3 separate regions of the Mus musculus genome follow, and all the other regions are linked to region 2. Evidence: chromatin contacts called from ENCODE Hi-C or POLR2A ChIA-PET data. All regions are on one chromosome and are shown on one strand. The core of a region is the stretch at or near the end of the contact, and the rest is flanking DNA. Distances in the headings are between cores, read along the strand shown.

Evidence for each region. A loop is a pair of places that touch in the nucleus more often than their neighbours do. ChIA-PET counts read pairs that join two places held with the same protein, here RNA polymerase II (POLR2A).
Region 1: a loop to region 2 is called in a map of left cerebral cortex, with 2.0 times the contacts of the local background. The contact joins the promoter of Fgd2 here to the promoter of Pi16 in region 2. A Hi-C loop is called at or near these places in 4 of 37 maps with a recorded cell type or tissue (T-helper 17 cell, left cerebral cortex, regulatory T cell and 1 more). POLR2A ChIA-PET finds 5 or more read pairs at or near these places in 3 of 5 experiments (Patski and embryonic stem cell).
Region 3: POLR2A ChIA-PET joins it to region 2 with 18 read pairs in Patski. The contact joins the promoter of BC004004 here to the promoter of Pi16 in region 2. A Hi-C loop is called at or near these places in 6 of 37 maps with a recorded cell type or tissue (T-helper 17 cell, adrenal gland, gastrocnemius and 2 more). POLR2A ChIA-PET finds 5 or more read pairs at or near these places in 2 of 5 experiments (Patski and embryonic stem cell).

What each region holds. Positions count from the first base shown.
Region 1 is chr17:29,359,342-29,362,567 of GRCm38, forward strand. It overlaps Fgd2 (FYVE, RhoGEF and PH domain containing 2), which reads left to right and starts at 1,573. Exons shown (of 16, transcript NM_013710.4): 1 at 1,573-1,816. The coding sequence starts at 1,752.
Region 2 is chr17:29,317,344-29,320,539 of GRCm38, forward strand. It overlaps Pi16 (peptidase inhibitor 16), which reads left to right and starts at 1,539. Exons shown (of 7, transcript NM_023734.3): 1 at 1,539-2,048. The coding sequence starts at 1,872. It overlaps Gm46603 (a long non-coding RNA gene), which reads right to left. Exons shown (of 4, transcript XR_003952339.1): 4 at 2,441-3,196.
Region 3 is chr17:29,267,467-29,270,503 of GRCm38, forward strand. BC004004 (cDNA sequence BC004004) reads left to right here and starts at 1,322. Exons shown (of 9, transcript NM_030561.3): 1 at 1,322-1,536.

The sequences.
Region 1 (3,226 bases), core at 323-2,822, 42 kb after region 2:
CCTGGGTCTTTGCTGGAGTCATAGGACACTTACCTGGGCTTCAGAAATGGCAGTTCTTCCCCTGTTCTTCCTGGGTGACCTCAGTCAGGTGTCTTGACTTCCATTGGCCTCCATTTCTGATAAGGGAGCACACTGTGTAACACAGCTATGGGAGTGAAAGAGAGGAGACTTGTTAGCTCTAACCCATAGGGGCTCTCCAACCCGGGCCACTAGAGAAATATCAACATCATTAAGACAAAAGCATCCAAAGAGGTGTTGGGGACCACAGGACCCCTTCCTGCATATCCTCACAGTCTGTGGGGTTTTTTGTTTTGTTTGCCCTATTTTTCTTTTTTTTTTTTTTTCCGGACAGGGTTTCTCTGTGTAGCCCCAGCTGTCTTAAAAGTTACTCTGGAGCTGGGCGTGGTGGCGCTCGCCTTTAATCCCAGCACTTGGGAGGCAGAGACAGGTGGATTTCTGAGTTCGAGGCCAGCCTGGTCTACAAAGTGAGTTCCAGAGCAGTCAGGGCTACAGAGAAACCCTGTCTTGAAAAAAAAAAAAAAAGTTACTCTGTAGACCAAGTGGGCATCAAACTCAGAGATCTGCCTGCCTCTGCCTCCCGAGTGCTGGGACTAAAGGTGTGTGCCACCACCAGTTCAGCTTTAGATGTTTTTTTTAGGGTAGGAGTACAAGAGATACAGTGTGTGTGGGTTGGAGCCCAGAGGCAACCTGAAAGAGTCTGCATTTTGGGTGGAGAATTGGTTCAGAGGTTAAGAGAACTTAGAAAGGACCTAGGTCCCATTCCCACAACACCCTCTTCTGACCATTGTGGGTACCAGGCACGAATGTGGTATAATAGACTCACACAGGCCAAACACTCATACACATAAAAAATAAAAGTAAATAAAAAGAAAGGAAAAGTCTATTTTTTTTCCACCATGTGGGGCTCCAGGGTTAGACTCAAGCTGCCAGGCTTGGCTACAAGTACTCTTACCCCTGAACCATCTCAAAGCCCACCCCATCCGACCCCATTTTTTTTTTTGAGACAGGTCTCACGTAGCCGAATCTGGTCTTATACTCATTACGTTGTCAAGGAAGAACTTGGACTTCTCCTCTCAAGTGGGTGCCATGGGCATGTGCCATGATACCCAGTTCTACAGTGCTGAGGATAAAGCCCTGGGCTTCCCGCATGCCAAGCAAGCATTCTCTATCAGCTGAGCTACATCCCCAACCCTGTGGTCCATTTTAATTTAAAAGCTGTTTTTCCATCAGCAGTGCACAGCGCCAGATGCAAGGAAGATGCTGAGAATGGTACTAAGTAAAACATCCCTGAGCCGTCCCCTTTCCCCCCATGCAGAGAATTGGATATCCAGGAAGCTGCTCATCCCAGGATCCGGCTCCAGAAACGTCCTGTGACCACTGTTGCCACAGCCCGTGCCTTCTCTAACAGGACTGGGTAGAAGTATCTGAGAGGTAAAGGTCAGATGCCAAGAGGGCCGGGCAGTACTTCACAGGCTCCTCCCACAGCAAGGAGAGTTTGACAGGCTCCTCCCACAGTAGGGAGTGCTGGCCTCTCTTCCAAGCTACTGGGACCACTTCCTCTTTTTTCACTCTGAAGATAGGAACTGCCCCAAGGCAGTCAGAAGCGATGGGCAGATTCCAGGCTGTGGTAGACCTGCTTCACCCGCTGGCCAGGGAGTGCTGAGGGCACCAGCCTATTGCCTCCCTCCCTGCTTCTGGGGTAACTGAGGACCACCTTGCAGGCTAGCAGGATGGAGCGAGCCTGTGAGAAGCAGGACTCAGTGTGCAACCTGGTGGCTGTGTTTGAGAACAACAGGTACAGATGGTGGGGGAGGGGTCGAGCCCTTCTATCTGATCTGGTACTTTGGGGCAGCACCTGGGGTCCCTCCATCCTGGGTGCCTGGCAGTACAGGCAACCACTGCTCTTGTGGTAGTAAGCTGGACAGGGTGAGCATGGGAGATCTCCAATCCATGCACACACACATCCCACTCACACCAGGACACAAATGGGAACAGGAAGGCGGGACACAGATGGAATGTGGCTGACTGGGACAAAGCAGAGCCATGCTCACCAGGCCTCTCTCCTAAGTTCCTTTCTATACCTCAGGGCTTACTCTGATGGCCCTAGGGTGTGACTTGTTTGGTTCCCATCATAGGGAGAACAGAAGAGGGGACACAGGAACTAGCTTCTTTGAATTTTGGGGCTGTGCTGGCACTTGTGTCTGAAGGGAAAAGACAAAGCCAGGAGTGGGAGGGGTCCTGAGTGGCCTTGGAGGGGCGTGAGTGTGAGACATGAAACCGCTTTGCAGGCCTGTGGTTTGGGAGTGCCTTTGGTCCTCTGGAAGCAGATAGAGGTTGGCCTCAGGAGGCTTAGGGGGAAGCTGTGGGGACCTGAGAGACGAGGGGAGGAGGGGCAGGTGGAGGGAGGGGCTGAGCCCTGGATTGTTGTAGAGGGTTCCAGAACCCGGGTACACCACAGTGAGTCCCCATGCCTTCAGCAGCTAGATGCTGGGTAAAGCAGCACTCTTACATGAAGATAAGGAGTCTGCCACCAGAGTCCCCAGCCCTCGGGAGCCACAAGAACAAAGCTTAGTGCCTAGAGTTCTGTGGAGGATGCAGGGGTAGATTTCTACTTGTGATACAAAGTTCCGTCCTTCTGAGACACCAGGCCACAGGCTTTAGATGCCCTGGGAAGGCCTCCACGCTGTGTTGTGGGCCTGCAGGCCATGCACAGGAGGTGCCTGGGGCCTCCACGTGGAAGCCCACATTCACCCCTGCAGAAGTTTCACTTCCTGGGTGAGCAGCCTGACTCTGCCTCTCCAGGAGCTTGGCTGAGTGCATCCTATTCAGCACCTGGGACAGCTCATTCCCACCGCCCTCTTGGCCCACCACACTCATGCTGGAGGGGGCGTAGGCTCATGTAGATGCCAGCCCTTGGGCTACTGAGTGGTGTCTGGCTGCACCTTGCAGGTAGAGTAGCCATACAGAGGAGTGGGTCACTAGAAGCGTGGTCAGGAGTGTGAGAGTCAGGCTCTGAGCAAGGGGACCATGCAGGCGTCTCTCTGTGGAGCCCTTGGTGCCTAGCTGATCTGAAACTGAGGGCTAGAGAGGAAACAGGCACAGGCCTGAGTGCTTAGAAATGCAGAAGCTGAAACCAAATGTACAGGAGAAAAACCTGAGACTCAGCACCCTCTCACCCAACCCCCTCTCCCTGGCTGCAGGCCCT
Region 2 (3,196 bases), core at 289-2,788:
GGTCTACAGAGTGAGTTCCAGGACAGCCAGGACTACATAGAGAAACCTGTCTCGAAAAACCAAAAAAAAAAAAAAAAAAAAAAAAAAAAAAAAAAAAGCATTAGTCTTGCTGGCTGCCAAGGAGCTTAGGTTTGGCATCACAGACCGTCCACCACAGTGGGCAACAGAAAGGAAGGCATCAGAGAGCCTCAAAGATAGATGTGTGCAAAGACTGACCAAGCAGCATTTGTATTAGAGGTGAGGGACAAACATCCATCAGAAGGAAAACAAACAAATATCTAATTAAAAAAAAAAAAAAGGTTAGCCTGGGCCAGGCCAAGCGCCTTTAATCCTAGCACTTGGGAGGCAGAGGCAGTCAGATTTCTGAGTTCAAGGCCAGCCTGGTCTACAGAGTGAGTTCCAGGACAGCCAGGGCTATACAGAGAAACCCTGTCTCAGGGGGAAAAAAAAAGATGTATGTATGTATGTATGTATGTATGTATTTATTTATTTATGTATATAAGTACACTGTAGCTGTACTGATGGTTGTGACCCATCATGTGGTTGCTGGGAATTTGAATTCAGGACCTCTGTGCTCTGGTCGGCCCTGCTCACTCCAGTTGACCTGCTTGCTCCACCCTAAAAGTTTATTATTTTATCTAAGTACACAATAGCTGTCTTCAGACAGTACCAGAAGAGGGCGTCAGATCCCATTACAGATGGTTGTGAGCCACCATGTAGTTGCTGGGAATTGAACTCAGGACTTCTGGAAGAGCAGTCAGTGCTCTTAACTGCTGAGCCATCTCACCAGCCCCCGATTTTTTTTTTTTTTAATAATTACACGCTACATAAATTTTGTTCACTCTTAAGCTGTTCCCCCTCCAGTGCTCATAGATGTGTGCTGCCAGGGACTTCAATTCCATGTGGCATGTCCTCTAGAGAACATCTTTTTAAAAACAGAGGAGGAGGAGGGAAGGAGGGGGAGAGAGGAGGGCTGGAGAGATGGCTCAGCTGTTAAGAGCACTGGCTGCTCTTCTGGAGGACCTGAGTTCTATTCCCAGTACCCACATACATGATAGGAACACCATCTATACATGCATCTACCATCTGTAGATCACAACCATCTACAAATGAGTTGATGCCCTCTTCTGCCATGCAGGTGTACATGCAGATAGAGCACTCACATACATTAAGTAAATAAATATAATTGCGGAGACATAGCAATTAGAGAGCAGCTAACCTGGGCTACATAATGAAGAACTTGTCTGAGACAAACGAGAGACCTCCACACCCCCTGACTTCTTTCCTGTTCCTGTGGATATTCATCCTCTTGTTTAGAAGGCTCTCCTGGGGCTGGAGAGACAGCTCAGCAATCAAGGGCGCCTGCTGCTCTTGCAGAGGACCTGGGGTGGGCACTTAATGTTGCTGTCATGACCCTTGCATCATCTCTCCCTCCCTTGCTCTTTCCGTGGTACTGGCAGCTTCCTCATCTTACCCAATCCTGTAGGGGCAGGTCTGTAAGGTTCCTTCTTTGTTCTGTCCTCTGCACTTAGTAGTGACTGAATGCCACAGCACAGCGCTGCAGCTGCTTCTGGAATTGTGTCCCCTGAGGATCTGTCCCCCTCAGGAGGGATGGTGGAGCTCATATAGCCTTTGGCCTGAGCCCTTTACTGAGAGAAAAGGAGGCTGTTGCCAAGGACTCCAGGGGAGTGGATTCTGCTCTGGTCCAGACCCAAGGCACCCAGCCCTCCTGGAGACATTGTGTGAGCCGGGCTGGGCCTCCAGACACAGCCCCTGCTGCCCCACCCCAGCCAGGGTGGTGCTTGTGTGGGAAGGACTTTAAGTCCAGCTGCCAGACCCCTGATCAGGAGAGGCAGAGAGGGCTGGCCACCATGCACGGTTCCTGCAGCCCGTGGGTGATGTTGCCGCCGCCACTGCTCCTCCTGCTGCTGCTGATTGCCACTGGCCCCACCACAGCCCTCACAGAGGACGAGAAGCAAACTATGGTGGATCTTCACAACCAGTACCGTGCCCAGGTGTCCCCGCCAGCCTCAGATATGCTGCAGATGGTGAGTGTGGCTGGGGGCCACCTCCTGGGCCTGAAGGGTGCGAGGCAAGGCCTGCCACAGTCCTTCTCCTCGCCTCCCCGTGGGGATGCTCTGTCAAGACTCCTTCCTCTCTGGTCAGTGACAGAGTCCCTGGTGCTGTATAATGCACTGGTCCCCATTATCAGCCCCATCTTCTAGATGAGAAAACTGAGGCTCAGAGGGAACTTTGCTCAAGCTTAAGCCCTGGCTCCCCACACAGCAGTGGCCTCCTCCTCAACTCTTCTCAAGATGGGGTGTCCTGGAGGGAAGAGGAAGAGGCAGATGAGCCCAGAAAACACTGGAGGGGGAGGGAGCAAGCCTGAAGGACTTTGGGGCCCACAGTTTAGGTGCCCTTTCCAAAACCCGGTCTCGTTTGGGGCGCATCCTGTAACCATGTGGACTCTCTCAGTGTCTCGTCGGTAAAATGGGGTCACAAGCACACCCACACGCATGGGCTGACTCGCACACATGTAATACTACATGCGGTGAAATATAAAAAGCACATATATAACACACATACAAATTATCTACACAACAGTGAGAGGAATGCACAGACAGTGGAGGCCGAGGCTGGGTGCCGGTGGCCAATCTGGCGAAAAGAACATTTATTATCAGATGGCAGGGTGGAGGCAGGATGTCTGCTCTGGTTTCAGCTGATAAGAGTTAGAATCACTCCCATTCTGTCCTCTCTGAAGTCTGACTGGTCCACCCCACTCCCAGACACCCTCCAGTGGCCAGGAACCCCTGAGCTAAGGGCTAGGTCACACCTGGGAAATACAGCAGGGAACCAGGGATCCTGACATTTAGCTCTTAGCCTCAGCTTGTCCCCTGGGGCTTGGTGACTCTGTGGGGAGCCTTTTCCTGGTGGACAGTTAGGTACTGACATCCTTGCCCTTCAGGTCAGATTGGATGACTGTGGGAAATGATCACGGCACCACTCCTGTTGCCCTTGGCAACCAGGAACTGCAGACAAATTAGAAGCCTAGATACTAAGTAGCACTTCTACCTGCGGGGTGGTGGGGTGGTGGTGGTGGTGGTGGTGGTGGTCTCGCCACAGATGGAGCAAGCCCTGCTGCCCCTGGTGACTTTGCTCAGGGTGTCCCCCACCTGGTTAGCACCTGGTCGTTTAG
Region 3 (3,037 bases), core at 72-2,571, 50 kb before region 2:
GCCCTAAATTCTTAAAGACATTCTCTGTTCTCTTCCAGCCTGTCATCTAAGGAGGCTGCCACTCTGATCGTCACTGTTCTCTGTAAAGCTGGTGTCCTTAGGGAAACAGAACTGTACCTCTTCAGTGCAGTCTCACCTGTCTCTCTTTGCCTTGCAGCTTCAAGTGATGGGAACTCTGCTAACCCCAGTTCTCTCACTCGGTGAGGTTCTGAAAAGGGGACTTTGAGAATTTCCAAGGCCACCATAGATGAATTTAGGCTCCATATATTCTCCTTTTTAGTTTTTTTGTTTTTTTGTTTATTTGGTTTTTCGAGACAGGGTTTCTCTGTATAGCCCTGCCTGTCCTGGAACTCACTCTGCCCGGCAGCTACAGACAGTTCTAAGCCATTGTGTGGGTGCTGGAAAGTGAACTCTGGTCTTTTTCTGGAGCAGCAGGTGCTTGTAACTCCGGAGCCCTTTCTCTAGCCTGTGTAACTGTCATTTTAAGGGGTTAAAAACAAAGTCAGTTCTGGCAGGCTTAGTATGTCAGCTGAGGGTACAGGTAGTAGTGGGTGTCAGGAAAGGAGACTTATTTGTGCCTGTATGGGGAGAGCGTAGAGTGGCCTGGTGGCCTGGAGTCTTTGCTCTGGTTCATCTGACCCCATCTCACAGTCACCATGGCTTTTGAGTTATAGCATCAGGGCTGAGCCCAGCATTTTGTTTCAGGTCCCCGGGTAGAAATCAGTTAAAGGTTCTGATATAGAGGCTTGAGAGATGGCTTGGCTGTTCAGAAAGCTGTTTTCCCAAAGAATTTGAGTTCAGTTCCCAGAATCTATATCATTCTGCTCACAGTTGTCTGTAAGTCCAGTTCCATGGGATCCGGTGCCTCTGAAGACACTTATGTGCATGGAGAAGCGTACACATACTACACACACACACACACACACACACACACACACATATACAAACAGTTGCTGACTGCCACTCCCTATTTGTGAGAGAAACCTGCAGTCAGTTAACCAGCTCCATAAACCTGTTTGGCTGGTTCATGGTCAGGTGTTGTGAGAATGTTCATGTTACAATATATAATTCTTGAAGCAGTTTCCTAAGAGTACAGTGCTTAGTGATGCTTACCACAGAACCAGCAGTCAATAGATACAAACGAGTGAGCCAAGTGTAAATGGGAATGAATTGAGTCAATGAGTCCGGACCCCTAAAAAAATTTTTTTATTATTATTATTATTGTTGTTATTAATATTTTGAGACTTCTACGACTGAGAAGGCGCAGTAGTGCCATCTGGACGTCAGGGGGAGCAAGAGCACAAGCTTTTCAGATACCGCGAGATTTGCCCCGCGCCCCGCGCCCCGCGACCTCGCCAGATCTGTTTCGGAACCTGGGGCGCAAGGAGCTTTTCCTTTGTGTTCCAGCCCTGGCCGGCGGCGCGAGAACCACTTCCGGGTCGCGCTGCCGGAAGCAGGAAGTTGTTGGCCCACCCTCCTCGCCCGGCGGCTGCTGTCCCCGAGGCGGGAGGAGCCCGAGAGGGCGCGGGCCCGCATGTGAGTGACTGGGGCCCGAGGCCGGGAGGGGGGAGGCCGGCCGCCCTCCGCGGCCGCCGCTGCCTCGCGCCGCCCTCCTCGCCGCTCCCGTCCGCGTTCTGCTGACTGACAGCACCCCCGACCGCTCCCCGGGGCAGATCCCCTCTGACATCTTTCCCGAGGCTCCGCGGGGAGGGTGACGGGGTCCGACACTGCTCGAACTTGGTTCGCAGACGTGGCGGCCGTGTCCGAAAGCCCTGACCCCGCTTGCCAACCTGTCACAGATGCCTTAGCGTCACCCCTGAATGGCCCCTTCTTAGACATCTTAGCCCAAATGTTAAGGAGGAAGTACTTAATTTAATTTTATTTATTTTAATGTGGACTTAATGTGATAAACTTGGCGTCTCAGAACGTGGCATGGCACACTGACCCGTTTGCAGTCAATCGCCTGCCAGTACGAGAAAAATAAGCTGCCTAGTGTTTCCTTGCATTTTAAGACTTAAACCTTGCAAGCCATGTGTCGTGAGTATGCTATGTCAGAAACATAAAGGGACACGTTTGTCTTTTCACAGTGCCAGGCACAATGTCTTTCACAATGGAAGTACAGATTCACAAACTGGGTTTCGTTGGCTGCAATTTTGCCAAGATTTCGAGATTTCCCTTGACAGCTGGCCATCACCGAAAATAGAATATATCATTCCAGTCTTCACTGGTGATATTAACTCTCACCGGAGACTACACATCCCACAGTAATTATATGTCTATGTAGGCTATTGAATAGCTGTGTAAGGGGTAAAGAGGCCACAGGAGTTCTAAGAGGCCTTACATGAAGCAGAAGACAGATGTAAAGAGAAAGACAAGTATTCATGATAAGGTATGAAGGCTTTGGAGCTGAGGGAGGCCCGGAGCTAGACTTCACCATTGAGGTGAGCTTGGGAATGAACTGGAAGATGGTCCAGAAGGACACACAGGTGGCCACATCAACAGTGGCAGGAAGGGGAGGATCTTGAGCTCCAGAGATTGGTAGGAGTTCTCTGCTGTCAGCCTTTAATGAACACACTCGTGGTTACACGGGCAATGGGGGCTCTTGTCATTATAGCTTTAGAAGTGTTCATGGGGCTCAAGTGAAGGTGATCGATTTTTGCCACTTTCTAGGGCATATGATAAGTTGGTTTTATTTAGTGTATTTGATAATGGATCTCCTGGTGTGAATTCAGTACCCTTATGTGTTCATAGAGTTCTAATTTATTTTGATAAGTTATGGTTGGTTGGTTGGTTGGTTTGGTTTGGTTTTCCTCCCTGGCTAGCCTGGAACTCACTCTGTAAACCAGGCTGGTCTCCAGCCCTCCTCTGCCTCCCAAGTGTTGGGATTAAAGGCGTGTGTCACCTCATCTGGCAGCCTCGATAGGCCTATAGGTGGAAAACTCTGTTTATTAACTTTTAGAAGTAAGTGGTTGTCAGTCCGTTCTGCGTGAGAGACGCTAACAGGTGGTGGAACCCTATGCACAGTGAGGCGTGGTGT